2 separate regions of the Homo sapiens genome follow, and region 1 is linked to region 2. A link is a loop called in an ENCODE intact Hi-C map of the cell type or tissue named here. Cell type or tissue: heart left ventricle. All regions are shown on one strand. Links, peaks and the distances in the headings refer to the core of each region. The heading gives the core; the rest is flanking DNA.

What was found. Hi-C counts contacts between places; a loop is a spot of excess contacts. Peaks named below come from ENCODE experiments on the same cell type or tissue, not always from the same donor. Only the 100,000 strongest peaks of a DNase experiment are listed, where the experiment ranks them.
Region 1: a loop joins it to region 2, with 2.2 times the contacts of the local background. A loop is called at or near these places in 1 of 110 quality-filtered maps.

What each region holds. Positions count from the first base shown.
Region 1 is chr1:97,502,403-97,517,991 of GRCh38, forward strand. It overlaps DPYD (dihydropyrimidine dehydrogenase), which reads right to left. Exons shown (of 23, transcript NM_000110.4): 13 at 13,324-13,539. LOC124904225 (a long non-coding RNA gene) reads left to right here. Exons shown (of 3, transcript XR_007066238.1): 2 at 5,333-5,447; 3 at 6,527-6,601. Among named protein-coding and RNA genes, the nearest start is that of DPYD-AS2, 290 kb to the right of the region's middle. In heart left ventricle, for the core only: no CTCF peak of the experiment used is centred there; a DNase peak (open chromatin) is centred at 6,649.
Region 2 is chr1:97,327,939-97,343,527 of GRCh38, forward strand. All of the region lies in intron 16 of DPYD (dihydropyrimidine dehydrogenase), which reads right to left. It overlaps LOC105378867 (a long non-coding RNA gene), which reads left to right and starts at 9,721. Exons shown (of 4, transcript XR_007066237.1): 1 at 9,721-13,733. In heart left ventricle, for the core only: no CTCF peak of the experiment used is centred there; no DNase peak of the experiment used is centred there.

The sequences.
Region 1 (15,589 bases), core at 3,759-8,758, 170 kb after region 2:
GTCCATTGTGGCCTTATTGGTACCAGGTAAAGTAGAATGAGATGAGGACCGAGAGACAGGCAGGAGCTGTTTGCTGACATGATTTGTACAAAGATTCTGGATTTTATTTTAAGGGCTAAGAGAAGCCATTGAAATGTTTTAAGCAAACAGCCACGATCTGATTTAAGATGTCAAAGTCCACTCTGACGGTGGTGTGGAGGCCGGAATTTAGGATAAGAGTAGAAGCAGCAAGACTCTTTTAGGAAGCTGGTATACTATTCTGTGAGAAATGATGGGGGCTGTGATGTGGGTGGTACCAGTGGAGATGGGAAGTGACTTTCTACCCTTTAATAACTGATCACATAACTATTAATGTTTTAGTCTGGCATACAGATTATGGTAATAAGAATTATAACTTTTATTGACAGGGTATTTTACATGTTACGAATCATTTTAATATATTTATTTAAAAAAAATTCAATCTAAGCCTCACTAGAATACTGTAAAAAGGCAGAGCAGGTATTATGGTCTATTTTGTAATTCAACATGTGGAAGTTTAGATAAGTTAACTAATTTATTAACAGTCAAATTACTTACAGAAGAGGTAACCCTCAACACTTTTCTCAAAACAAAGGGAGACAACTGTAACGTTTCAATAATAACTAGTATGATTCACTATGAAAACCATAATTTAAAACTTAAGAGTATATTGTGCCTCTCTAGCCTTCTGCATGCAAGCTTGTTTTTCTCTTTTCATATTATAATACTTAATAAGATAATATTTGTATACATTTTATTTACCTGTGGATCTCTGTTGTCTATACAATATTTCTCTTTATATTGATCAACAGGAGATGTCCAAAAATCACACCAATGTTTGTTTATTCCCCCCATTTAAAAGCCATATACTAAGTGGCTGCCTACCTTATGCTGAGTATTGTAAAAGATCCAAATATCTTTGTGGCAATCTCACGTAACTCCAACTATCAGGAGTATAACTGAGCAAGGACCCCAGCTGCTGTGCTGTGAATGAATCCACTCCTGGATTTTCACTGCAGCCATGCTTCCTGTGGCTTAGCCAATGACTGAGCAGGGCAGAGATACTAAGCAGGCCCCTTCCTGAGAGACATGAAGACTCTAGATGGCTTTGTCGAAGCTTTCTCAGTCTGCAAGGCACTCTATGATGCTCCTACTCAACCTTTCTTTCTTCTCTCCCCAATGTATGGCTTGACTTCTATTGCTGTCTTATGGCTCTCCCAGTCCTCCTCAACACCCTCCATATTGTCTCCCACAATTATTTCACCTAATCAAATCCATGCATGTTTAATCACATCTTGGCAACGGTTTCTTGGAAGATCTGAACTAAAACCTGCTGCCATATTAAAAAAATTAAATGTTACTGACAAAATCCAGAAAAAAAAATCTCTATATGCAAATAGTTGTATGAAATGTAAGGGTTTTTAAATAATGCATTTTCATATACTAAATGTCCATAAGTAAAATTCAATATGGATATTATTAATGCAACAGAATATTAAAATATACATTTTGGCTGAGACCTTAAGGGGCATTGAGATAAATCACAAAAATAAATTTTTCCCTTACAGAAATGTTCAAGTAGATAACAAAAATCTGCTTAGGGAACTCTTACACCCTTCACTCCAATATGGAAACAAAATGTTAACAAAAAGTTAGGGATGGATGTTGGAGATTATGACATGGTTTCTTTGGAGCATGCTTCTGGGATTATATGAGTCCCACTGTCATCCCAAATCCTGAGAGACAGCTTTTAAAAGGGACCCTTCAGAGCACTTTATATGTGTTCCCCGCAGTTTTATTTTCTTTTTTGGAGGTTGGTGCACCGTATACAGTGTCCCACTCTGCTTGATATATCGAAAAGGTGTGAGTTGTCTGTTGCTAAAAGATGAGCTAAAAGAGATGCAACTGTACAGCAACTAGCCTATATTCCTAGAATTTGTCAGGGGAAAGGAAATGTAAGATTTTCCTGTGGACCAATTAAGGGACCCATATTTAAATAAGTAATGTGAAGTCACCTTAAGCTCTGTTCAATATGGTCCCTTGGAAAGGCAAATGTGTTGCAGCAGAGAAAAGCTAAGTTACTCAATAGCTTCCTAGGAGTTTCCTAGAGAGCAAGCTATGACCAAAGATTCAAAAGCACCATAGGGAAGAGTTCCCAAGTGATGGGAAGTATTTTTGAAGAATGCTTGGAGGTACCCATTAGATAAACGTTAGTCTAAACAAAAGTATGTCTCCTAAAGAGGAATATTATAGCTGTACAAAATTATATTTAGCCATGAAAGTGAAAATACTCTTCAAGAGGTAATAATATTTATCAATTTAAAATTCATTATATTGCTGAACAATGTATTACATTGCAAAATAAAACTGGTTGATAAGAGGAGGGAGGTAGTCAGTCAGCAGGTTCCCTTTGCAGGGCCTGGTGGTCACGAGATCTGATCTCCAAAGGCTTCCATTCAGGAAAGGGGCCGGGGGGTGGGGTGGAGTTTAAAAGGAATCCATTCCCTCTTGTGTCCATTGAGTAAAATTCTATAAGAGCTCAGACAATGGAGAGAAGATAACCATTGATTAATGTAGCTCCAGGGGACTTGGGTGGTCATTGGCCTTTTAATATTTGAAGAACAATAAATGTCTCCTTACCGATAAAGAATGGTAAAATTAAGGTATAGACGATGCAAACATAAACCTGGTGATAAAACCAGTTTTGTCAGAAAAGAGAGTTTGTATGAGGAGAGAAGTGAAAGTTATTGTTGAAATGATAAACAGTAGTTGTATTATGATTAACAGTCTCTTCCAAATTGAATTATGTAATTTCTTTGCTTAAACCTCTTAACAACAGGTTCCCTGTTTATACAACAACATTTAAATTCCTAACCCCACAGGCCTTTCTCACTATCTCTACAGCTACTTATAACATTTCATGAGACATTATGCTGCATCTTACATATGCTCGGTTCTCTCATGACCGTGACTATCCGTGTGCTATCCCTTCTCCCTAGAATAAAGACAGTTCAAATGTGAAGAAAATAAAAAAATAAAATATTGAAAATAAAAAATTATTAAAAAATTAAAATTATAAAATAATTTAAAAAATAAAATATTGCATATTAAGTAACATTTTAGTATTAAGTAACATTTTAGTCTAAGAATTCCTGTGGCCTTAAGTCATCTTACATCTTTTGGTGTATATATTTTCTGAACTACAGTTTAAGTTGTCTAAAGTGAATACCATACATTACACACATATACACACACACAAACACACACTCGAAAAATAGTATATATAAAAGGACATTATAAGAGCTCTCAAAATACATCAAATCTTGCCCAGATACCTAAAAATGGTACTTTCTTTAATGACATTTTAAGCTAATTTTTCACATAAATAGAGGGTAAATTTGGCAGGATAGAAGTGAGAAACTGTTTCAGACACATGAGATATTGTAGAAAAACATGCAAATGAGGAAAGCAGGGCAGGATGAAAAGGGCAATGGGCTTAGCTGAAGTGAAAGAAGCAGATGAGGCAGTGGGGTAAGAAAAGGTAATTGGTGTGTGATAGGGCAGTTTGAGTGAATATTTAACTAACACACCAGTAACTTCCTTGAGTTAGTGACACTTTATTTCTCATGACACCTCATTTCAGAAATAGTGGTACTTGAACATTAAGCACATTGCTAGTCCTTTAGGAAAAAGGAGCATACAGCGAACTGTAATTTTACTAAAACAGAGTCAGTCTTGTAACAAAATAGCCAATGTAGGTATGCCTTTAATAAAAATCTGACAGTAAGGTAATCATGGTATAAAGTATTTAAAATGAGTATAAAGAATATCATTACATAGTAGTTACTAGAATCTTATTAAAAAGCAATAAAGAAAATACAAAGGCAAGGAGAATATTATGGAATTCAATCCAACTAATTTCAACCAAAGATTGTATCATCTAAACATACCCAAAATATGGAGATTTTTAACTGGTTAAATTTAAAATTCACAGAAGAATTATGTGAGACAGAATAAGGGTAAAATCAGTTTCTCAAACAGCAGGACTGTACTTTAAGGAAATTTCCATTAACCATAATTATGAGAATTTTCCATTAACCTTGACACCACTTGCTTTTTTTAAAAAAGGAAACTGAATAAGAGGTACTTTCCATTACAAGTTAGATTCATCTACCAGCTAACCCAGATCAAAATTGTACACGTCAATTTATATTATTAAAAAGTCTATTTGAGTTTCACTTTGTCCACTCTACCAAAATGATTAACTAATTAACAGGTGTGAAATCACAGCCTGAAATGGGAAAGTGGTGAAGATGTAATTATATTGGAAAATTGATTAGTCTGCTTCATGGTTAAAAATATTACTTTGGCTATAATTAAAAGATTTTTACTTAATATTCGAAATACATGCATTAAATTGTGTTTGAAAGCATCTTAATCTATATTTTTTACTTAACAGACTAAGTCTGGCAAACATGGTATGATTGCGAACAGAGACTGATTTAAAACTTTAAGGATAGACAGTGGTGTATTCATTAGATTCTAACTTGCAAGATTTAGCTTCAATATTGAATGTGTACACACGAGTGTGCAAGCACACATACAGGTTCTTTTGTTGATGAAGAAATGAGGGTTACGTCATAGAAGAGCTTGCTAAATAGTCTTGAAGTGAACACTTGGATGAAATGTCCCATAGGAGTACTATATGTGAACTGTAGCCATTTAATAAACTAATTCTTTATAATTGGAGGATGAGTTGATTTTATGAATTTCAATAAAATACGTCTAAGTTATAAGAACCTAGCTAGGTGATAAACTATTAGTATACAGAAGTCATCTCAGTTTTCAGCATGTTAAAAGTCTCCCAGATAAAAAGCTTACATTGAATTTATTTAAACAATTATAACTCCTAGTTAATGTATATTATCAGGAAAACAATACTATGCAATAAATAGAAAATAATCATATACAAAATTGGAAGCTAGAACTATAGCAGCAAAAATAATGCACTGGACTATTGTTAATTTATTGTTTCATAGACTTTCATGATGAGGTAATAGATAAACTCTTAATAATAAATAAGTAAATCAGTTTTATTTAATCTTTTTAAAAAATCCAGATCTTTATTTCTAACAAGGTTTCCAAAATGAGTTTCAAAAATAAATTGTGATGTTTTGTATTGTAATCCATAGAGAATTACCCAGGCTCTAAAATATTATTACATGACATGTTTGTGAAATTTTCAACTTTAAATATTATCTTTAGCATTTACAGTCCTGACAATGTTATTCCTCAGTTCTCATCTCGTTGATAGGTGCTGGCAATTTGTGCAATTTGTGCAAACGCAGGAGCAACTTCCTCTCAATTAAGATAATGTGGATTGAAACAAGTTTCTTGGAATCCACATGGGAGAACAGACAACCTACATGGTAAAAAGTCTGCAAACCTTATTATGAAAAGAAAAACAGAACTATTTAGAAAGGAAAAAGAAAAGGCTTATGGATAGGACATGAGAGCTGTCTCCAAGTAACTGAAGAGCTGTCATGTGGAATTGTGGTTCAAATTAGAATACTATAATTATTCATTCATCTAACAAGTATGTATTGCGTCCTTTCTATCTGCCAGACATTGTTCTTGGCACTGGGCATGCTGTAGTGAGCAAGAAAGACAATATCTCTCTACTTACAGAGCTTACTTCAAGTGGCTAAAACAGAAATAGATGTCCAAGAGCATGGCAATTTCATATGGTGATAAGTGCAGTGAAGAAAAAAACAACCAATGTAATGTGGGATGGAGAGCCTGGGTTTTGAATGGTTAACAAGAGCTTCTCTGAGGAGGTAACTTTTGATCTGAGAACTGATTAAGAAAAAAGAGCCAGTCATATAAATATCTGAGAGAAGAGCATTCCAGGCAGATCAAACACCAAGCAAAATGGTCCTAAGACAGGGAGGAAGTTGCCATGTTGGAGAACTAGAAAGGGGGCCAGTGTGGCTGGCAAAAAATTGGCTTCTGATGACAGCAGATTCACAGAAGCTGTTAAATCAAAATGCTCTCTTGTATTCTCTCTGAAATTGCACATAGAAATATAAAATTTCTGTGCAACTTTTATTTCTCAATAGAAAGACAAGCATAGGTGCCACTCTATACGAAGCAGTGGGTAGAAAGTCCTCAGTGTAAATGCTCAGGCTGAACTCTAAGTCTCTGAAGACATGAGTGCAGTCAAACTGCCTTCATTTTAGACATAAAGTAATATGGTCCAGAGAGGATACATTATGTAAAAGCATGATATAGTGGAAATTGCAGGGATTTGTATCAAATAGACCTTGGTTCAAATCCTGACGTGGTGGATTTCAGTGTTTTGATGGGAGGGGCCATTTCCATGCTGTTACAACCTGATCTGGTCTTGTGATGTGCCCTAAAGAATGGAACACAATGAAAATTATATTGTGCAACTTCCGAGCCTTGGCATCAAGAGGATTTGCAACTTCTCCTCCTGCCTTTTTTGTAGCACTGACAACTTGTGAACAAGTCCAGTGTAGTCTCTTTGAAGATAAGACCATACGGAGATACAGGCCTAATCACGTCAGCTGAGGACCCAGGCATGTGAATGAAATCATCCAGGACCGGCCATCAGCCAGCCACCAAACAGTCTGTCAACTGATTGCAAATCCATGAGTGAGAAGAACTAATATCATGTGAAGCAAAGGCAAGTCAACCCAGCTGAGCCTTGGCCATACTGCCAAACTGTCGAAACAAGAGCAGAAAACGTGTTGCTGCTTTTGGTAAGGTTGTCTGATATGCAGCAATAGGTACGTGATGCTGAAATAGGTTATGTTTGCTAGCATAACAAAATATAAAACATGTGGCCCTGGCTTTGGCATTGTGAGGCAGGCAGAGCCTTGAAAAACCAAGAGTAAGATCTTAGTAAAGGCTGGAAGAATGGTGAACAAACTGTTGTAGAGGTTTAAAATATGGTATGAAAATTGTTATTGGAGGGTTGGAAAAGTGGCCTGTATTATGTGGTGACAGAACAATTGGCAAGAATGTCAGCAGTGATAATTTGGAAAACAGAAAGTGAACATAATACATCTCTAGAAAGAACACTGAACGTGTTCAGTTGAGTGTTTCTACCCAAGTGTGATAAGGTACTAAAAGAGAGAAAAGAGCTAAATAAGGCTATATTTAAATTTGCCATGCAAAACAGACAGAATCCAAGGGACCTAGGACACACTGGGTCAGAAAATAAACTATTCTTTATATTTGTTCTCTCCTAGATGGAAAAAAGGTTCTCAAAATAAAGTACCTTAAAGATCATCTCAAGAATATTGCAGTAAGACAGTTTGTTAAGACTTTAGAAAGACCTAAGGCAGGTCCTAGTAGATTCTCTCAGGGCTTCTAACATTCCTAAAGACATTGTACCACAACAGCAAGGCATATCCAAAAATAAAAGAAATCTGTTTAAAAAGAATTATGGATGTGACTTTGGGCATCAATTTAGTCCTTAATAGATTCAAAATTATGTTAACAGAGTTTTATGATGATATCACCATGAGTTAGGATTAAAAGAAACAATTCAAAACAAAGAGAGGAATAGGGTGCTATAACTTTATTTGGGCAGGAACAGGCTGACAAAACTACTCAGCTGTCAACAGGGGCCATCATTAGCCATTTACAAAACAAACAAACAAACAACAACAAAAAAAAAAAAACTCAGAGGAGAAAACCAGTAGCCCAGAGATAATCAGTAGCCCAGAAGGCAGAGCCAACAGTAGATAGGAAAAATGTATTAGGACATCCTTACCAAGGAGCATAAATGGACCCTGATTCTCCATCCCTGGAGCAAGAGGCCCTGAAAATATGTGCCAAACTGAATTTCAAAATTGCTATGGACAAGTGATTGCTATGTGCCTTCCATTTCTCCAGTTTCTAAAGGAGATTTTATCTACTGTGGTTCTCTTGACTGTATCGTTTTGTGTTGGGTATATGGAAGATAGAAAACATGTCTTTCTATATCACAGAATCCTCAGTAAAAAGAAACTAAAACCAAATAATCTCATAGGCATTTGGACTTGATGAAGATCATAAGATAATGAACCTTGAGCCTAATGCCATGATTAGATGATATTTTGGGTGTCTTGGAAAGGAGTGGATGCAGTTTACATTTGGGAGGGATGTGAATTGCTCTAATCAGAGGGCAAGTTAGGACTGTTTGCAAAGATGGCTGCAATAATCCTTCCCTACTTCTATGCATGTCCCTTTGTAATGTGGTTTTGCACTTCTTTTTATCAATAAGTGGATGGTATTTACCTACTTCATGAACATACATTGACTTTGTAACATGCTTTGAATAAAATACGGAAGTAACACTGTGTAGACTTTGGAGTCTTTGTGTCAAGAGATCTTTCAGCTTCCACTCTTGTCCTCCTAGAACACTACTAGCCTTGTGAAGTAGCCTTATCAAACCTAAACCAGCCACCTTGATAAGACATTGTGAGGCAAGAGAGATTATGAAGAGATAGAGAGAAAAGCTCAGCCATCTCCGCAATTATAGCAATCCCACATGATTGCTATATGCCCCACATGAGGCTCCAGACACATTAGTGGAACATCTTGATCCCCAGGGATCCAAACAACCAACTGTAAATGCATGATTGAGGCCAGCTGACACCCTGTGAAGTAGGAGAACTGATCATGCGTGCTGAGCCCAAATTGCCAACCCACATGACTATAGTCAAATAGATAACTGTTGTCTTAAGTCCTGGACAATTTATTTAACTTTCTCAGACTATTATTTCATCTGAAAACAATACTATCTATCTTATAAACAGATTGTGAGGATTAAATGAAATAATTTACAAAAACATTTAGTCTATACATCCTAAGCACTGAATATAGGGTATCTAATAATGTGAATAATGATAACAACTATAACAATGACCTATAATATTACACATGTCCAAGACAGTGATTTAGAAGCAGCTTTGGATTAAGACCAGGGCCTCCCAGGCCAAAGTACCTTTCCCCACACTACACTGCTTCTCCATATTTGTTAGATTTTTTTCTAACGTATTTATTTACTTGTGGAAAACAACAACAACAACATTTTATTTTAAATAATTCATTTATATTAATATTACTCTTATTTATTCCATGATGTATCAGAGGGCAGAACTATATATAAAACATGGATGAAATTTATGAGAAGGGTGATATGGGGTCAATAAAAGGAACATATTTCTAAAACAGATCTTTCTACAGTCATACAGGTTATATTGCCTTAAAGATGTAGTATATTCCTTGTCACTAAAAGCATTCAAGAACAGGTTACATTTCTTCTCTCAGGACTACCAATACATGCAGTTAGAAGTTAGGCCAGCCGATTTTTACGTATCTTCTTAATATTGTGTGATACTTGCCCTGTTTTCTCAAAAATTCTCTGCATTTTAAAGGCTTATACAACAATCTAAGTCTTAAACCACAATCTATACATTCAGAAATTTCACTGACATTTTCATTTTTAGACACGTATAGATGCACTATAGAAAAGCAACATAGAATATGAAAATTTTTTAATTGGCCTTTTCTCCTTCGATTGAGATCAATACTCAAAACATTCAATTCTTTTATGTGTTAACTGTCTGTTCATATACTGGGAAAAAAATAAACTCGATATGCTCTTGCCAAAAAAATCTATGTATTCATTTATCCAGCGAATATTTATGAAACATTTATCAAGCCTCTCCTATACATTAAGCTTTGTGCTATGGGGTATAAGGTTGTGTTTTACAGAAACAGCTACATAAATACTTTGATGCCAAAAAAAGAGGCTTAAATATTTTCAGTCTTTACTTCTTAGCATTTTATAAGAGAGACCTATTACATGGATACTTATTTACCTAATTTGATACTTATTAAAACAAAATCTATTCATTTGAGATATTTTCATAATTAAAGTTAATCACAAGTTAATCTATGTATAGAAAGGGCTTACAAGTGAAGTGAACTGTTGCTTGGGTTTAGATTTGATTTAGGATAGAAATAAATACTTCTTAGTTTATTTATCTGTGCAGTAATAAAGCTATGCAACTTGCAGTTTCATGTTACAGATTTGCAGTATATAATATGTAGCTCTCCAAGAGAACAAAATTTATGGACAAAATTAATGAAAACAAAATGTTTTTATCTACTTCCTATCAATATAATGTGAACACAGGTCAAGGGGTTATTTTATGTGAAGTCCAAACCATTTCTAATATTCCCTCTTAAACAGATCACTTCTCTGTTTTGTCATGATAATTTAGCTTTAATCAAGCTTGACAGATCGATTTCTCTCCCACCTTTCAAAATTTAAACTTGGAGCCGATATACATTTGTATAGAAAAATGATTTCATAACTATATTTTAAATATGACTTTACTATCTTTATAAAACATAAATAGAATCTCAAGAAAAGCAACCTTGTTATTTTGAAACATTCTTGGAAAGACAGATTTGAAGAGGAAGAATATAGTTAATAAAAGCCATTTTTGATGTTATTTAACACAAAAGCAAACAGATCTTTTCATATTTGACATTAAAAATATGATCATTTGCCTTTCTAAAGAAAGCACATACAGCTTTTATATAGACTGCACAGTAAAGAATAATAATATTTCTGTTTACTGAGATATCAACTGGCATTTCACTGTAAGTCAATGGTCTATCGGTGCTACAGCATATTAGACCTCAATCTGGCATCTACAAATGTCAAGAGTATAAAATATATATATATATACAGGATGAAAATCAAAAGCATGTTCCAAACTCCCAAAAAAATAAAAAAAGGGAAACAAAGTTCACGCAAACATATTTGCTGCAGAAATCAGTGCAATATTCAGCTGTCAATCCAGAAAAACAACGAGGGAGCCACACTGTCAGTAGGACAGGATAATAAAATTTCTAGCAGATGTTCAGTCAGGGCTCTAATTTTCACCGAACTCCCTTGGTAAGCATTTAATTTCTTTATCATATGCAAGCTTGGCAAATTGTACTTCATCAAAATTGTATTGTGAAATATTAATATTTCATATGATAACAAAACCCCATAGAATAACCTTTGTCATATTAAGAGCATCCAAATTTCAAATGTCAAGATTCTGAATTTTAATTCATTTTAAATAGATTCTTCAATTGCCATAATAAATTATAATAAGGCTAATCTAAATTGGTATACTATAATGTCACCGAAATGTATAGTACATGTAATATTTTAATAGACGTCTTTAGTAAAAGGCTGTGGGGAAATAAGTATGTTCATACTACTGAGTTGTATACTACCAACATTTCATCAATAGGAAAGCATAGAAATAAGAAATAAGCACATACGATGTAATTATATATTCACAAATTTAATCACTAATTAGGAACCAGATAAGGAAACAAAAAAAGTAGACCTCTATGAGGCAAACGGACTACTCTGCAAAATCACGTATGGAAAATAATCTTTTTTGAAAATGGCATTACATAAGCCCAAGGTGGCTTCATTATTTTTGTCATTGCAATTTGCAGAAATATGTTTAAAATAGTCTGCACAATATTTTGTTGTACCCACCATCAAAGTAAGTAAAATAGGGTTTCCAAAAAACCCCGCATGGTTACATTTCATGTGCCAAATTTAATTTCCATTTGTTCATAACTCCCCTTTTGAACCAGCATCACACACTTCTAAATTGATAGATTAAATTCAAATTGGAGGTTTAGAAGGAAGTTAGCTTCCACATTTATTTCTGCTGGTGATCCTAATAAAGGCAAGTGCTCCTAGGTTACTGAAAGACACAGCATCACAAATCAATGCATGTCACCAACAGTGTAAAGACTGATGTCTCTGATTAATCAGAATTCAATTATTGCAAGCGAAGAAAACATCAAATTCAAAGCAGCAAACACCTCTTTTTTTCAGCTATAATTCTTCACCTGTGCCCAATTAGCCACCTATTTCGGTTTACATATATGTTTTTTAATAGCATAACTAATATAGTCAGTATATGCTATCTGAGACTCAGTTTTCTCCAATAGATTAAACATTTGATTACAGCTTCTCAGTAATTCTTAACGAATCAATTGAAACAAAGACAAATATACTATCAATATTCTACAAGGTTATAAACAATTGATTCATGGTATTCTAAAGCTGAATCTAGTATATTCTGTTACGCTTCACACTTTGTTTAATAAAATATTCAGTTGATCTATTTGAAAAAATAACTTCTCTTTAAATATAAAAAATCTTTACGAAGGATTTTTTTCCTGCACTGTTTTTTTTTCTGACTTTTGAGAATTCTCTAGATTTTCCTGACCACACTTACACATTGCATCTTGTAAAGCTGTCAGAGTAAGACAGCCTTAATGTTTTAGCCATAATAATGCCAGCTATTGATCCTAGTAAGAGGAAAAAGAGAGAATGTGCTTAATGGGGCATGTTTGTTCTCTATTATTTTCTTTGCCTAAGGATAAAGCTGATTCAAATAATGATACTCTTTTCTTAGTCACTAAATTCACACATTCATATACATTAATTATTACTAACTACCAGTTAGTATTAAATACATTGAGAGGTTTAGCATTTGTAATTTATCAATAAATGGTCTAAAAATGTTAAAGTCTGTTGTTCTTTTCTAATTCAAAACCATATAAGGATGCAATCCTCTTGTATAAAGCATCTTACTTTGAAAACATGCATTTATATGCTTTGTGTACTTTAAAGACTCAATCTCAACTTTAATACGTAGTTTATTTCCTACTAAGTATAAGATGTCCACTTCTGGTTAAGTACAAAGTCATAATGTTAAATGAAACTCAGGGTATTTGTTTTTGAGAAAGGTTTCTGTATTCCAAATTTATAAAGAATCTATCTTATCACCAATACCAATAAGTTACACTGAGATTCTTTTCAACATAAATTGAATTCCAGAATTTTGTGCAAACCAAATCAATTGTGTCCCTATCTTTGAGCTGAGGCATCCAAAAATAATGAAACAATTAATAATACAAAAATAAGAGTTTGAGATTATTAAATGAAAAAGTCACTTTCATAATATTTATATCTTTGTTGCTTCCTAGACAATACTAAATGAGCAATATATGCCTGCCCCTTCTTCCATGGGACAGAAAGGAAGGAAAGAAACTAAAGATTAATGTGTAATGATAGGTCTTGTCAAATAGTTTAATAAGTAGTATTTCTTAGTAAAAAAAATCCATTATAATGTTTATACCTTAATTAAAATATATGATAGACATTTCTATATGACTTCAATAATATTTTCTTACCTTATCAAGAGAGAAAGTTTTGGTGAGGGCAAAACCCCATCCAGCTTCAAAAGCTCTTCGAATCATTGATGTGCTGGTGGCTGGAGTTGCGCTAGCAAGACCAAAAGGATTTATAAACTTCAATCCGGCCATTTCTACACTAATGTCCACCAGATCAATAGGAGTGTAAAAGAGGGGTAGTTCAGGCTTGGCAGAAACGGAAGCTCCATATTGTGACTGCAAAATACAAACCAATACTTGGTTTCATATTACATCTAAATTGTCCATATAATATTTTACCAAAAAAATCACTTCAACACAGCATCCGAATTAATATAGATTACAACAGTCTGTTTACAATGAAAAAAACTGGCAAAAAGTCAGTGAGCAGTGAACTGAATTCATATAATATGGCCTTTTAATTTCAAAGGCAGTATGAAGAGTACTAGCAGAAATAAAATCAATTAAATCAACAAACAACTGTATTTAAAACATACTGAGATTCAAATACAAAAGGGAATAATTTTAGAATTTTTCTCCCTGGTCCAATCCAGTCTCTTTGTACTTAAGTTATGAAAATACCTTTAGTGCTCAGAGATATGGGCAACGGCAAGTCAGGAGGCCTAAATTCAATTTCCAGTAATTTCACTACTGTTTAGGCGATTTTAGGAAAGGGAACTAATAAGTCCCTGTCTTTTCTTCTCTATAGTTTTCAGTATAGCAGCAGGAATGCTGCTTGCCTAATTTCTACCTCACAGGAAGACTGGAAAATTCAGGAAATCATAAGCTGCAGGGAGACATTTAATTTGGAAAGTGGGTAGTGTTCTCATGCATTACGGGGGTTTGTTCTTTTTTCTGAAACCAAATAGGTCCCAAATAGTTTACGTCAAAATCTTCGACTGGCACTCAAAACTGTAAATTTACCTTTGTTAAATGATCATGGTAATAATGCTTCTTTGCAGGATTATTGGAATGATTTAATAAAAACACTTACTCTTAGCACATGGCACACTGAAACATCATACATAGGTGCTTGCTAAATGTTGTCTCTTTTTCTGACTGGGGAGGTTATTAAAGATTGCATCAGGCCTTTTGTTTGTAAAGTGTCTCTCTCACTCCATTCCTCCCTCCCCTTCTCTCTCTCTATCTCCAAAAGACAAATAACATTGGAAAATATAAAAAGGATGAATTTTCTCAGCCAAAGCAGTTACTGAATGGACAGGGCTAGTTAATTCAAAAGTAGAAATCCATTCTCTTGTGAATCATCACTCAAAAGAAAAGTTATTTGAGCAGAACTTTAATTTTATAGGAGTGTGTCTTGTGTAGATAAAGATTTCCATGACTTGCATAGAAATTATTTCTGGCCCTCCACCACTTACAATGCAAAGCAAAGTTCACTTAATATGTAAAAAGGCATCAAACTTGTCAATTGAAACACTAATGTGTCTCTGGTACATGCAAAGAGATGCCTGATGGGATCCAGGCTTCAGCTATGGCAGGCACCTTCTCCCAGGGATGTTCTGGGCTTCAAGGCACATTTCTGAATATTGGTTAGTCTGGGTGTGAACATAATTTTTCTGTCCTCACACAGGATTGCTATACTATTAAAAGGATTATTAGCAAATACAAAAGCTACAATGTAAAATATAGGAAATTGGAGGTTAATTTGAGGTGTGTGTATGTATATCTGTCCACGCATGGATGTTAACAATGACAAAAACTGGCAAAAAGTCAGTTAGCAGTAAACCGAATATATACGATATCATCCTTTTTAAATTTCAAAGGAAGTATGGAAAGTATTATCAATTAAATAAACAAACAAACAACTTTATTTAAAACATACTGAAATTCAAACACAAAAGGGAATAATTTCAGAATTTTTCTCCTGGTCCCACTAACCAGCCTCTTTGTACTTAATTTATGAAACCTTGCTTGATGGTATTTTCTTAGCTTTGTGTAATCATAATGTAAATTCAATCAAGCAAGTTTTAGGGTTAGACTAAAGAAGAATTTCCTGACACTACAGGTTGATTAATATCAGTAAAAGTATAGAAGCAACTTCTCTGTCTTAGAAACAATGTTGAGCCAACTTGCCTTTGATGGCAATAGCATAACTACATATGGTCCCATGTGTCTGTACTTTACAAGGTGAAATAAGTGAACTTACAAGTATTCTTCTCTTTTTATGGCTGTGTGTTGAAATATCTATTTTTTTCAATCTTACAGATGAATTTTGGTTTGTTCATAATTGTAGCTATATATGGCATTAGGCAACAGCCCAAGGAGG
Region 2 (15,589 bases), core at 4,000-8,999:
AAGATATAACTTCTTAGAAGAACTGGGTAATCCATAGCTCTGGGCCTGGCACAAGCAGGAACTTTGATGCTGTATGTTAACACAAGGGCAACTGATGAAGGAGATATAAGTGGGTATTTCAGTTGATGCACGATACCCATCCACAATTGGTCTTCAAATCTCCTCTGTCCTCTGAGAGAGAGTAGAGTATACAGGGCTTCTATGTCTTGCTCACATACAGATCTCCTCTCAGATAGCACATGCATAATTCGATTTGTCCACAATGTATAATCTGAGCCTATGTTATTCATAATAGAATTGCCTAAACCTTATACACCATAGAGATGCCTCTTAAGAAATAAAACAGTAATGCTACTATATTATAGACATGGTTATTTCTAAATAATTAAGAAAGAGACAATAGCCTATATAATACATATAAATCATGGCATGCAGCGAAAACCAGTCACTATATAGTATGTTAGGAAAGTCATATTAGTCTACTTATGTTTAACTCCCAGGCCAGAGTTTATTAATGTTGTTTCCTCCATCCACAATATCCATCCCATTCATATCACACACACTTGCTCCTGCCCTTGAGTGAATTTACTCATTTACTTTTCCTTCAGATTTTACTCAGATTTTTGCTTAATAGAAATGTACTTAACAGATGAATAAATGAATACTACTTGTTATATAACTGGATACTATGATAAAATTATTTGAAAAGTATCAATAGTGTTATAGGTATCCAAAAGACACATTAGTTAGAAAAGATAACAGAACTATATCCTACTAGAAAAGGGAAAAATGGTCAGATTACATAAAATATAGGTTTACTTTTACAAAGTATACTTAAGTAGTATTTTGTTAATCATTTCAGAGTTATATATTTACTTTTATACAAATAAATGTACTTAAAGTATGCTGAAATTTTACTGTGATTATGTTGCAATCAATTATTACAGAAAAGTTGTGAATATTCAAGTTGGACTTATTTGTATCAGCTCTTTACACCAAAGGGCTTTTTATTGTATGCTTTTGTTTTATTTCACATTTAATTAAAGCTAATAATTTGTTTAAAGTTTGATTAGAGAAAATATTTTCCAAGGTGAGTGAGAAACAACTTCTGAATATTACTTCCTAGATTTTTGGACAATTTGGTAGGATGAACTTAAGCCTAAAGCACCTATTAAACAAGAAGGAAAAGAAGAATAATAGTAAATCTGAATTTTGTTAAGATTTCATGAATAGAAATGAGCATTACAAAAAGATATTTCAGGATGTGGAAATGCTACCAATTTGAATACTGCATAAATTCATTTTTGTGGTGATGTCACTAACTTTGAATTATCCGTATTAGAGTGGGAACAGCCATTTATATTACAAGCATATTCAAAATAAAGTATATGTCTCTTTGGGATGTAATCAGCATTACAAATGTACACTGCTAACATTCTTTATTTTCAGTATTTAATCCTGTATTAAAGTGATGTTTGATGAGCACTCTGTGGCTACTAATGGGTAAGGGTAAGAAATAATTTTGAGGCTGGGCGCAGTGGTTTACGCCTGTAATCTCAGCAATTTGGGAGGCCCAGGTGGGCGGATCACCTGAGGTCAGGAGTTCGAGACCAGCCTGGCCAACATGGCAAAACCCGGTATCTACTAAAAATTAAAAAAACAAAATTAGCTGGGCATGGTGGTGTGTGCCTTTAATTCTAGGCACTCGGGAAGCTGATGCAAGAGAATCTCTTGAACCCAGGAGGTGGAGGTTACAGTGAGCCGAGACTGTGCCACTGCACTCCAGCCTGGGCGACAGAGTGAAACTCCATCTTAAAAAAAAAAAAAAGGAAAGAAATAATTTTGAGACCCCATGCATGAATGGCACACTAGATAAATGTCTTACCCTATGTTTGAACACAGATTCACAAAAGAATGACTATCAGGTCATTTTTACCATGTTTGTGACTTTTGATGAAGGTTAAAATTTACAAAGAATGGAAATATTTTGATATCTTATTTCTATGTTATTTCTGGTCACTTCTAGAACACCAAAATATGCAATGTATTTCCATCTCAAAAAAAATTCAAGTCCTAACTTGACTACAACTTTCGTTATTATGTATATATGTATATAATCCTAATATACAAGAAACATTTTACTTATATTTCTTAATTCCTAATTAGATAGTGAACAACTGTTTGGACATTAAATTTCCTGTATTTTGCCCTGACACAATATAAAGTGAATCAATAAAAATAAATACTGATTTTCCTGGCTTTAAAAGAAATCAGGATGAGCTCAAAAGCAGCCCTAAAAAATTGAAAATTGAAAAGATGATAAGTTCATTCTCTTTTATATCACTCCTTGTTGTGGTTCATTGTTATAACTGTTGTTTAATTAATATCCAAACTTGCATAATAACTAAAGTATGTGAATGGTAAACAGTAGGGTATCATCAGCCATAATTATCTTATTTGCCTAGTAGTGGGCTGCATGTTATATAACCAGTCTGTAATAATCCTTATTTGATGATACTCATTAATTCATTCACTCCACAAATATGTATTCAACTGCTACTCTATCTGCCAGAGCTCGACAGTAATAAGACAAAGCTACTTTTCTCATGAAGTTTTCATTCTAGTGGAAAATATGATAAGAACAAAATAAATAAGTAATATAATTTCAAGTAGGTGATTTAAAAATATACAACAGGGCAAGGGATGAGGGGGTAGAGAGTGGCTGTAAGGGTGTGGTACACTGGGGATGAATTACCTTGGATAACCTTTTGGGAAAGTCACAGTTAACTCCGTATATTCTATAACTACACAAATTATCCATTTGCTTTTATAGTTGCCTTTAAATTATTTTAATTTCATGAACTTAAATTTTGTCTTTGCTCACAGATTTTGAGTTGCTCAAAGTTAGAGATCATGTATTTTTTCATCATGCAATATCATCCACAGGGACAATCATAATATTGGTACATGAAAGACACAGTAGATATCTTTGTTGACTGAATATTAATTCTTGACTAAATATTCATTACTTAGATAAAACTTTTTAAAAATAAAACGCAACTGCAAAGCAAATGTAATGCTGACATATTTCATATGATCATTGCCTGTCTACATGATCCAGTTCTATATAACACAGTAAGAGGAAACTGAGATACAGGTGTGAGAAAGCTTCTAAGAGTTAGGATAACTCTTAGCCAAGTCACTAGCTCACACCAGCCTCATGACTCAAATTTTTTGCAAACCTATATATTGAGGATGGGTGTGGTGGCTCATGCCTGTAATTCCAGTGTTTTAGGAGGTCAAGACAGGAGGATCGCTTGAGGCCAGGAGTTCAGAGCCAGCCTACGTAACAAAGACCTCTTCTCTACAGAAAAAGAGGAAATTAAAAAGTTAGTCAGGCGTGGTGGTGTGTGACTGTAGTCCTAGCTACTTGGGAGGATGCGGCAGGAGGCTCGCTTGAGCCCAGGAGAGTTCGAGGTTACAGTAAGCTATGGCTGTGCGACTGTACTACATCCTGGATGACAGAGCAAGACCCTGTCTCAAACAAACAACCCCCCTGCCAAAATTGTGTATTGGTATATTTTATACGAGTCCATTCACCAATAGTTGAAACTGCAAATGTTTGCACTCATGTTCATATGGGTTATGGGTAGGTAATGAGATTTTCTTCACAAAGGAGAAAAGCAAAGAAGGAGGAAAGAAAGACTAAAGAAGACTAGAGCTAATAAATTAAATTATTAATAACTCCTCTGAAGTATTATAACATTTAGCTTTTGCTACAAATTATATGATGATGCCATTTGTGTAGGGCAGCTTAAGAATAAAGAATAGTGTTTTTGTTGTTGTTCAGACATGGATACAGGATAATATAAAGAATGCTTGTGATTTTATTAAGAAAATAACTTTAAAATTCCACTTGGAAGCTATATATGTTCAGGTCAGGATGAAAAATTCTGAGAAATACAGATCTAATGGGAGTATTAACGGGATATTCTCATCACTGTTTTATCTATTATCCAGAAACTTTTACCTTAGAAGAAAGAATGCTTTATTTCTCTCGTATTCAAGGTTTACATATCCAGGTCCTATGAATTCCATCTGAGATGCTATTAGTTGATCATTGTTATCTTCTAATTGTGTGCCTAGGAACACTGAGAATTCCGTTGGTATTTCTGAGCCTAGATCTACTGTCCAGAGTCATACACCCTTCTTGTCCAGCTCTGCAAGTGGTAATCTGAAGTCTGAGCTGCTTCTCTACAATGAGGCACACATCCTGTCTATTCCTGTAGTCTCTGAGCTAGTTCTGCTTCTGTTTTACAATTTAACTACTTTAAATGGGCCAGATTGTTTTTGGAAAATTTAAAAGAGCTAAATAAAAATGTACATGTATAAAACAGAGTTATTTCAAGTTTCTCACACATGCATTCAATTTTTATTAAACACACACGCATATATGTATTTTTAGCAATATAATAAGGATGGTAGTAATATTAAAGTAGAACTAGGAATAGCATTACTATAGGCAAATTATTGAACTAGGAATTCTGAGTTTGAAGGCTTGATGATTTCGTTGAGTTTTGTGTCCTAGAAGCATCTTCATCTGCTCCAAGCCAAGTACTCTGTCTTCATGCTTGGGCATGAATACAATTCAAGATAGTTACCAACAAAACGATAGTGGTGCCTTGTCATGTAATAGAAAAGATATTGCACTTTTTTGATTCCTGACATAGTATGAATAGTAATGTAAATCACAAACTCTGGAAAAATGAACAAAATGCATAGTCAAGTAAGTAAATTCTTTATTATTGTTGATGGATACATTGAAAAACACAAAAGAGGCTGAAATTAAATAATCTAAATCTCTGAGAGTCATAGACTAAACATTTGCTGTTTCAACTATTTGTGAATGGTTGTAAAGAACATATTAATATGTAATTCTGTAAGAAACTTGAATCATGCAGTGAGGGTATGTGAATGACTCACATGGCTAAGAATGAGTTGAACTTTCAAGAGCTTTTCCAGCTAGCCCCTACACTGTAGTCTCAACTCTTTTTTTAACTTAGTAGTTTAATTTTGTGAAGTTTTATTTAAAAGACCCCCAAAGAAAGCCAACTGCTAATTCTTTTTTTTTTTTTTTTCAGACAGAGTCTTGCTCTGCCACCAGGCTGGAGTGCAGTGCCATGATCTGCTCACTGCAACCTCCGCCTCCCTGGTTTTCAAGCGATTACCCTGTCTCAGGCTCCCAAGTAGCTGGGACTATAGGCATGCACCACCATGCCTGGCTAATTTTTTGTATTTTAATATTTGGTATTTCTGGGCCTAGATCTACTGTCCAGAGTAATACACCCTTCTTGCCCAGCTCTGCAAGTGGTGGTCTGTAGTCAGAGCTGCTTCTTTATAATGATGCACATTCGGTCTATTCCTGTAGTCTCTGAGCTAGTTCTAGAGATGGAGTTTCACCATGTTGGCCAGGATGGTCTTGATCTCCTGACCTTGTGATCCGCCCTTCTCGGCCTCCCAAAGTGCTGGGATTACAGGTGTGAGCCACCATGCCCGGCCCCAATTGCTAAGTCTTAGGATTTTTTTTTTTTTTTTTTTTTGAGATGGAGTCTCACACTGTCGTACAGGCTGGAGTGCAATGGCAAGATCTCAGCTCACTGCAATCTCCGCCTCCCAGGTTCAAGCCATTCTCCTGCCTCAGCCTCCCGAGTAGCCGGGATTACAGGTGCCTGCCACCACGCCTGGCTAATTTTTTTGTATTTTAGTAGAGATGGGGTTTCACCATGTTAGCCAGGATGGTCTTGATCTCCTGACCTCGTGATCCACCCGCCTCGGCCTCCCAAAGTGCTGGGATTACAGGCATGAGCCACCGCACCCAGCTGAATTTTTAAGTACAGTTTTTGAAAGTTGATGGGTCCTAGCCAAAAAAGAGAAGTTCTGGATAAATTTGATGGTGACTCAGACAAAAATGAGCATACCATATGCTCTATATGGAAACAAGAAAAAGTGATATTTGAAAATGTTTTAGCCAGTGCTCAATTCAGAATTTACGTTAATAGCATTATAAACGACTTTAGTTCTGTTTCTATAGACTCATTAGGGGTCTACAGGGATCATTTAAATATTTCAGTTACACTTTACTGCATTTTATGAGGAAAATTATATATTATAATGATACTTGGGGATTTGAGAAGGTCTTGGGACATATCCCTCATGAATATCTAAGTCTCAGCACTAGTAGATTTACTTTTCCCCAATAATTTCTTGTTAATTTTTCAGTAATTGCAAAAATTTGGCTTACTTAGCTTATTATGGAACTCTACTTTTTTGAAGATGCAGAGTTTTCTTGCAAGTTATTTTAAATTTGACAGTAAAATGCCTAAAAACTTAAGACTTAAGATGCTAGAGGAACTGCAACTGCTCCAGATGTACAAGTGCTAGCATGGGGTATGGTTGAAGTTATAACCCCTGCTCTTGCTAATTCCTGCTGCATGGTCATTGTTCAACTCATCTGTCTACATTAAAAAACAAACAAACAAAACAATAGCAGAATTACGGGATTTGTAACATGCATATTGCGTGGTCTGTGACCATAAGTCGCTTTCAGGCTAGGAGCAAAGACAAAGTCCGAGTAATCAAAGTATTAATAGAAGGTGGTATAGAGTAGGGACTGCAACTTGCAAAGCAATGAAAAGAATGTTGGCTTTGGATCAACTAAGCCTCTGCTTTCCTGGCTCTGTTGAATAGCAGCTGTATGACTGGTGCTGACCACATAGTAGGAGCTCAATAAATTATAATTATAAGATCAGTGTCACAAACTACAGTAGAATTTAGAGAAGAGAAGTCATTTTGGATATCAGTGCTCAGCAGAACTATTTAAATTTGTCCTTGGAGAACAAATAGACTTGATGAGGCAGACATTAGAGGGGAATTTGTGCCGCCACCTAAGAATGAACAAAGGTGCTGTAGGGAACAAGAGAGCCCGGTGCATATTGGGAAAAGCACTGTGTGTAAGTGTGTTACCACGGAGGTTCTGTGTGTGTTGGGGCAGTGGGGAACAGACCCAAAGAGTAGGTTTTTAAAAAACGACAGAATGCCTGTCACTGTGACAAACTTCTAGAGAAAATATTTCCTGTGTTTTTCATCATGCTTTCCTTTGCAGCCTGCATAGAAAACTTTGCTGTCAGCTTTTGTAGAGGCTGCTTCCTAAATTTAATTAGAAGATGTTTCCTAACAGGGAAGCAGAGCCTCCCCTCTTCTTTCCATGGCTGCAGTTTATCTAATCAAACTAAGCTCATCAAATTCCTGGCTTAGTTGTTCTTCACGCTGGCTATGCATCACAATCATTTATGGAGTTAAGTACACACACACACACACACACACACACACACACACACACACACACACGATGCCTGGGATCCAGAATTCCTGAAGAATCTCAGGAAAAAGGCAGTCCATGTAACTGTTTAAAAGAGCTTCACAGATTCCAATATTCAGAAATGATTGCAGGAGAACTTTGAGCTCATATCACCTTCCTTAGAAATTTTTTAAAACAGGGTGTGAAGGTGGAATCTATTTAGATATGATAATGCTGTGTTTCTCCATGGGAATCACTATATATTTTTCCTTAAAACAACTGAATACATAATCATCAGGCATTATTTGTAAAGATGTCAAAACTCAAAGAGTTCCATTTACCACAGCTCTCTCTAACTTAGTTGGGTCCCCATAGCCCTCTGCATTACCTTTTCCACTCAGCCAATTCAACAGATAGGTATCAAAATAACTCTAAATTTCTTGCATTTTAAAATAACATATGGGAAAAGAAAATAGTACAGTTGCTGCTTTACTTCAAAGAAGTCCACCTGCCTTTTGAAAGCAAAGACAACAGAGTCAATTTACTCTTTCATATTTTTTGTCCTTCTGTTCCTCCCCCTCCATCCCAGTGTTTCAAGGCTACCCAGACCTCCTTCTCCCTTTGACTCTCATGGGCATTTTCCTTTGCCCAGTGTTTCGTATCCTTGTCCTTCGTGTCTTTCTCTATCTCTTCAAGTCTCTCTTTGAGGTGACTGGTTTCATATTTTAGTCATGAAGTTATAAACAGCTTAATAGTTTTTCCTTATAAAGAATATTCATATTTTAAAAGAAAGCTCCAAAAAAGCAACAATGTGACAGTGTCTCCACCTCACAGAATGACTCAATAATAGTGCATAATTCAAACACCATGGCACAATAATAGAAGAGATACATTTGAGCAAGTAAGCCTTTATGGAGTGCCTCTTGAATTACACCTGGTAGGCTATTCAAAGCCTGACCCAGAACAGGTAAATGCAGTATCAATGAGCCCAAATCAATTTTGAAAGTTTTACAGCAGTTTTTAAAACATAACTGCAAAGATGATTTAAAGAACTAAGTCTAGTAAAACCACCAGGCATCAAACCTGAGGTGTCGATACCTACTAGGTTCTCAATAAGTGTTTGTAGAATGAATGGATGTACTAACATATTTAAATCATATCAAGGAAAGAAGGCTGGGTGTGATGGCTCATGCCTGTGGTTCCAGCACTTTGGGAGGCCGAGGTGGGCAGATCACCTGAGGTCAGGAGTCCAAGACCAGCCTGGCCAACAAGGCAAAACTCTGTCTCTACTAAAAATACAAAAAATTAGCCTGGCACGGTGGCGTGTACCTGTAGTCCCAGCTACTCAGAAGGCTGAGGCAGGAGAATTGCTTGAACCCAGGAAGCAGAGGTTACAGTGAGCTGAGATTGCACCACTGTATTCCAGCCTGGGTGACAAGAGCAAAACTCCATCTCAAAACAAACAAACAAATCATATCAAGGAAAGAGATGTGAATCAGGAGCTAGGAAAGCTGAGTTCTACTTCTGACTTAGGAACAAGGTGAAAATGGAACAGCAGAGGGTAGAAACTGAAGTGGTCACAGAGATGGGATTGAATGGAAAAATACAATGTTAAAGAGGTTTCAAGGAGAAGTTATAAATAAGGTCAAATTCTGTGCAGTACATGAAAAGGGAGATGATTGTGAAAACGTGACTGGTGACACTTCTGATAGTGTTTTGAGCAGAGTAGGAGAAAGCACAGACAGAAAGAGTTTGGAGAGTGGAAGCAAAGAATTTTCTGAATGACCAGAAAGGAAGGAATGATGAAAAATAGACAAGTGTATTGAGAGGGTGGCAGAATCAAAGCAATTTTTATCATGCATGTAGGAGAATGGGAATGGACCATGAAGAGGCAGAAATGAAAAATGTAAAAGCTGAACAGAGAGTAAGATTTTTAAGAAGTTGATGAGGCTCAGATTAAGCATATGAGTAGGGAAGTTTGTCTCCGAAAGGAGAAGTTCTTCTATCTGATACTGAGCTTAAAGTACAATGCCGAGCAGAAACAAATATTCCCAGGTGAGTCAGAGCTGGGAGGAAGCAGAATTCCTCAGGACTCTATCAAATACCTCGTGTTATGCTTCCTGTCCAAACGAAAGCTACTAATTTCCCACTCTCCATCCTTCTGCCCTGACCACCACATGCTGGCTCACCTCTGTAGTGTAACACATCTCATTCACCTAGGCCTCCTAAGACAGCCCTCTGATTTCCACTGTTCTAAGACAGAACACCTTCAAACGAGATCTTAGCTGATGGCTGACCTCCTAGGCCTTTTGCTAAGAAACTACCAGGGCTAAGTTGAAGGCTCATGACTTAACACATTTTTTTTTTTTTTTTTTGGAATTGGTTTCCAGTTAGGAGATTGTCTCAAATGAAAGCAATACAGATCTGAGTGGAATTTTTAAAAAGCTGTATTTCCAGAGACACTTTAAGTCTGGCAGAATGGCATGGGATTGCTTAACAGTTGAGTACCATTTAACTATGTTAACATTTATGACTGTGCCAATACTGGGCAAGGGTTATTCCCCGGCAAGAGGACCTGAAGCTGTGGCACTCAGTCTGGCTACACAAAGAACTTGCTTTATTTCATGGGAAGTGAGTTGCCACTAAATCTCCCAGGCAGAATGGGCTCTGTACTTAGTACCATTGACAACTTACACCTTGATTCTCTCCTTCTCCTTTTCTAAATGTAGTGGTTCCTCCATTCCTGTTTGCTAAATGTGTCTGTTATTATACAGTCTATTTGTTACAGAGTTTTATACATGAAGTATCAAGACATTATGGTGTCATTATTTTCACCTGCCACTTTAACCCCACAGCTATTTTTACTGAGACATTGGGAAAATTAGATTCATTAGAGATAATCTAAGCAAAATAAAGGTGAAAATAAAAAAAATTGTATACGGTAAAACCTTTACACTTGGTGGCAATATTTAAAACTGTGAAAATGGATTCTAGGAAGATGGGAAGATGCCAGGGTAAGTCAACACTTAAATAAGCCAAGTAGTACCACTGAAGCCTTGAGTTTCCTGGAGAAGAGAGCAAGTGTGAGGATTCATTTATCTTGGGGAAGGGAGAAGAACAGAGGTCCCAACAGGTCTGAAGCTAATATATAGCAGATTCCTTGGCCACTGGAGACTGCCCAGCCACATATGCCGGTGGAGCTTCGATCATCCAAAGAAGAGCACGTCTGCCAAGGTCTCACACAGTCCTTCAGGAGGTTGCCTCATGCGGCTGGTAGGCAGTCCTGGGAGGGTAGGGGTGATGCAATAGGTAGGACAAAATGCTACAAGTTTTTATATTTTAGAAGGAACTTTGTCCCCCTTGGACCTAGAGAGTCTTAGGTCCTGGTCTTATACCTGTCCCAGTGAAGAGGTTCTGGTATGCTAGGGTGTAATCACTAGCTCACCAGACAAAATTGCCATTGCACCCACAAACCTCCAGTTTACCAGTGCTCAAGAAAACCTCAAACCTGGCCTGTTCTTGTGTGGCAAAATCTACATTACAAGGAAGTCAAAGAAAAATTGCTACCTATTTCATGTACTCTTAAACTTGTGGGAGGGAGGTCAAGCTTGAACAGGTAGCTACTATTAAGGAAGAGCTAATGAATGAGACAGAGGAGAATGTTAGTTTCAATGTAATGAGTATTCTCAAAGAGATACAATTAGAAAATAAAAATAATAATTACTTGAACTAACAATAATGATTTTCACAGTTCTAAAATCAAAGAGAGGAGGTAAAAAAAAAAGAGAGTAGCTACTGCTGAGACCTGAATTAACTGTCTGGATGACCAAAATAAAGGGACAAAGAAGGAAATTAGTGATAAAATAAGTGATTTAGAGGAAGATCTAGGTGACATAACATGCAAAGAGAAGTAGTTCCAGATGGGGAAAACTTCAGCTTCTATCAAATAGAAGTCATAATCATGGAAATAACAGAATAAAAATTCTGTTGAAGAAAGGCTTGTGCCTTTTGACTGAATGGGCTCACTAAGACTCAGACAGGATTAATTTTACAAAAAGCCACACACCTAGACATAATCAGGGAAAATGTCTGACCTCCAATGCTAATGAAAAAAATTCTTTCTTCTACTCAGAACAAAAAATAGTTTTCTTACAAAAGAAAGATTATGCGACTATGTTATTAAAAGAAAATGACTGTCGCCCAAGAATCTTTATACCAGCCAATCAATATAATAATCAAATGTTAAGAAAAAAGGCACAATGGTTTTCAACAATCAAGAATTCAGAAAATATGCCACCCATGTACTGATATCTTATCTGAAGAAAATACTCAAGGAAGTACTCCCAATCTCATAAAATTTCTACCAGAAGCAAATCTCTTCTTTACAAGAAGAGCAAAGCACAATGCAGTGTTAATACAGTGAATAAACAGTGTTAACTTGTTTTAGTTTATGTGATGATAATTCTATAACTAAGACAGAATAGAAATTATAAGACAGTGTTCTTAAAATTTATGTTTGTGTGTGTGTTTAATTAAAACCCGTAACAAAGAGCTTTCAGCTACTCAGAAAAATCCAAAAATTGTGGAGAAAAGAAGGAAGAGGAAGTAAGGTAGAAAGGAGTTTAAAAGTCTCTAAAAAGGTACAGGGAGTAGAGATTCAGGAGTAAAATGGGCAAGTAGGCTGTCTTAGTGTGATCATTGTCATTACTGAACTGGATATACTAAGCGAGAAATATTGTTTCACATATTATTGTGAATAGCAGAAGAATGCAATTTCCAAATTAAGAGACTTTTAAAAAAGGAAAAACACCCAACAAAGTAAATAAACAGTAAACACAAAATATTATAATAATAAGTAAATAGGTCATTTACCACTATATATGTTAATGGAATGAATTATGAAAATAGAGAAAAGAAAAAAAGAATGCAGGAATGGAAATATTAATGTTAAGAAAACAATGAAAACTCAGGTCAAAAGCACTAATAAAGATAATTAGTGATATAATGATTACAGGAATAATTCTCAAAGCTATATGCATAAACTATATATCAAACAAGAAAAGACATATAGGGAAAAAGTGGGAAATGATATAAAAACACAACGATGGCCAGGCATGGTGGCTCTGCACTTTGGGAGGCCAAGGTAGGAGGGCCACTTTAGCCCAGGAGTTCAAGACCAGCCTGGGCAACATAGGGAGACTCTGTCTCCACAAAAAAAGTAAGAATAAATTAGCTAGGTGTTGTGATGTGTGCCTGTGGTCCCAGCTACTTTCGGGAGGCTGAGGTGGGAGGATCCCTTCAGCCCAGGAAGTTGAGGCTGCAGTGAGCTGTGAGCACGCCACTGCACTCCAGCTTGAGCAACAGAGTGAGACCCTATCTCAAAAAATAAAAGAAAATAAAAACACAACAATGGGAAATTTTAATAGGTATCTGTTAGATTTTGACTGATCAGTCAGATTGAAAACAGTAAATACGTAGATAAGTTGAGTGATACAATTAACTTGCTTGATTTAATAGATAATTGTGAAATTATGTAGCAACATACATAGCACATGTATTTTTCTCATATACTCATGTGAATTACTTGACATACAGTTGGCCACAAGAATACCTTGGCAATTTCCCCCAAAATAGCTGTTTTATACATTGGGTTCTTTGACTAGAATTTAATAAATCTAAATCTAAACCAACAGATGACCTACCTCACCCCTTTATCAACTGCTTATATTTGCAGGAAAGTGACAGTAAAGGCTAGTTACCAAGAGAAATTGAAGGAGGAGTACCATGACATTAGGTCCTTGTCTCTGGTCTTCCCCCATGTCAGGAGTACTGCCATTCCTATGGTTTGGCTCTGAGTCAACAATTTCTCTTACTGGGCTTAGGCTAGTTTGCCTTCCTTTCTGTTTCATAGCAAAAGGAGCTGATTAACACAGGGTTCTCTCTTTTTCTCTCCCTCTGTCTCTGTCTCTCACTACATATACATGCGGACATGTATATTGAATTCATACAAATACCTTCAATTACATCAAGTTGAATTGCAAAGCCCCTAATTTACTGCAGATATGCTTAGATTGATATTTCTATGCACAAGACTTGACAAGTAAAATTTTTTCTCATGAATCCTTCTCTCTCCTAAAGTAATATAATTTAAGGAACAGATCTCCTGAACACAGGATATACATAGGAACCCATGGAATTTTCATCTCTCTAAGTTCTTTTACTGAACAGAGACCACACCATTAAAGAGGAACATTTTGAGTTCTCTAGGTTAGCATATTAAAAAGGTGAAATTTACATTAAAAACTTTTTAGTTTTACCTTACCAAATTAAGGATCCTTATTTCCTTTATGTCAAAGCAGATAATCACGAAGACCTGGTAAGAACAGCTGACTTTCTGGTCAGCCATTTTATCACTCTGTTTTTCTCCTTAAGGAAGATTAGCACATCCTTTTCTACTGTTAGTGTTCTAGTCATGCTAACAGTAGCTGCAGAATCAAGTCTTTCCTAGAGAAAGCCTAACTGTTTCAGTGTTGTCCTGGAGTCGATTCCATGTTGAGTGACATCAGGTTGGTAGCTTGAAATTGGCTATAGTGAGAGAATTCATAACACAGAAACCAGCAACAAATGCTACAAATAGGAGATTTGTTTTCAGGAGAACTGCTTCACTAGCATAGTAGTTGTTTTGTTCCAGGTAGCTGATCTGACGAAGTTTAGAATCTCATACTCTAGTGAGAAGAAATAAACTGGGGAAAAGAAGTATTAAAAATTGATTATGTTCTTCTTGAGTCAATGAATTTATTTCAGAGAAGTATAATTTTTTAGAAAAATAATGGAGTCCTTAAACTAATAATTTTGGAAAATGTTAAGTGTGAAAAATTGTCATATAAAATTGTAAGCTGAGAAAAAATAGTACTTTTGCTTAAGGCGACTTAAATACATGATCTTGTCTACTTTCTTCCTTTTAATCTCCTGTATTCTTGTAGTATTGAATCTTTCTAGTTTCTACTTCGAAGAACAACTAATTTAATTTTTCAAAGGATGGTTGGAATGGTATTTCAGTGAATAAGAATATTTCATATTGTGCCTTAATAAAACTTGGAAACCTGTTATTATTATAAGGATAAAAATTACTAAGGCTTTTTCTTTCTAGAAAATCACTGAAACATTCTTATTACTTCATACAGCTTCACAGTGCTAAGCAAAGTCGACTTATGTTCTTAGTGGAATTAATCAATGTACAGCCAATTATAACTAGTAGTAGGTTCAGAGTTGACAAATATGCGTATCAAAGTCATGTATGGAAACTTGAACTGAAACCCCTTAATTTACATTCCCCAAATGTCCAGAAGAATAAGAAAATTAAAAACAAAGTCAAAACTGAGCACTGAAAGTTTAGCACTGATGAATGTTCAGAAGTCTAAAAGATACATTTGTGTTGGGAGTTGAAGTCGTGGTAAGGGTGCTGTCAGTGGCATGCAGGGATCTGGCTTCAAGGATTTTGAATTGTTTTTATTTAGTGGCCTTTGCAATTACTGGCCTTGCCAGCTCATGAAGGAGCTTATCATCACTCCCCCTACCACTTACCATCACCACCACTTTGAGAAGAACAATTCAATTTATTTTTATGATAGAGCACACTTTTTGATCTCTGGATGAAGTCAGTTACATCTCCTGTATTTGACTTAAAATTTCAGGAGAGGAAAAAAAAACACTCAAAGAAACAAACAAACAAACAAATAAACAAAGCCTTTTAAAAAATACTGTGAATCAGTACATTTCCTTAATGTTATAAAAGTCTTTTGAGATTCTTGTATGTGTGTGTTTAATTGTCCCAGCTATCTTCTATGAACTGAGAAAGGCCTTCTTTTGTTTGAATGTGACAGATCAGTTAGAACTGTGGCAACTACCATTTACAGCTATTGATTTCAATGTGACATTAAAGGCCCCAAATTCCACCATTATTCTCTTCAATTGTCACAAACAAAGGTTAATAATAGTTGAGTTTGGACTGAAGGAATCAAGTAAAGATTGCCAACTGAAATTACATGTTGTTTATCTGAGGCACAAGTCAGTATGAGGGTCTCTGGTCCCTAGGTTGCATGTGTATTATCATTATTTTAAAAATATGCCTTTTGCTAAAAGTAATATTTAAAATACAGAAAATGAAAGTGTAGTATAAGAAATCATGCTATTTAAAATAAATAATTTAAAAAATATACTTGTCCTTAACAC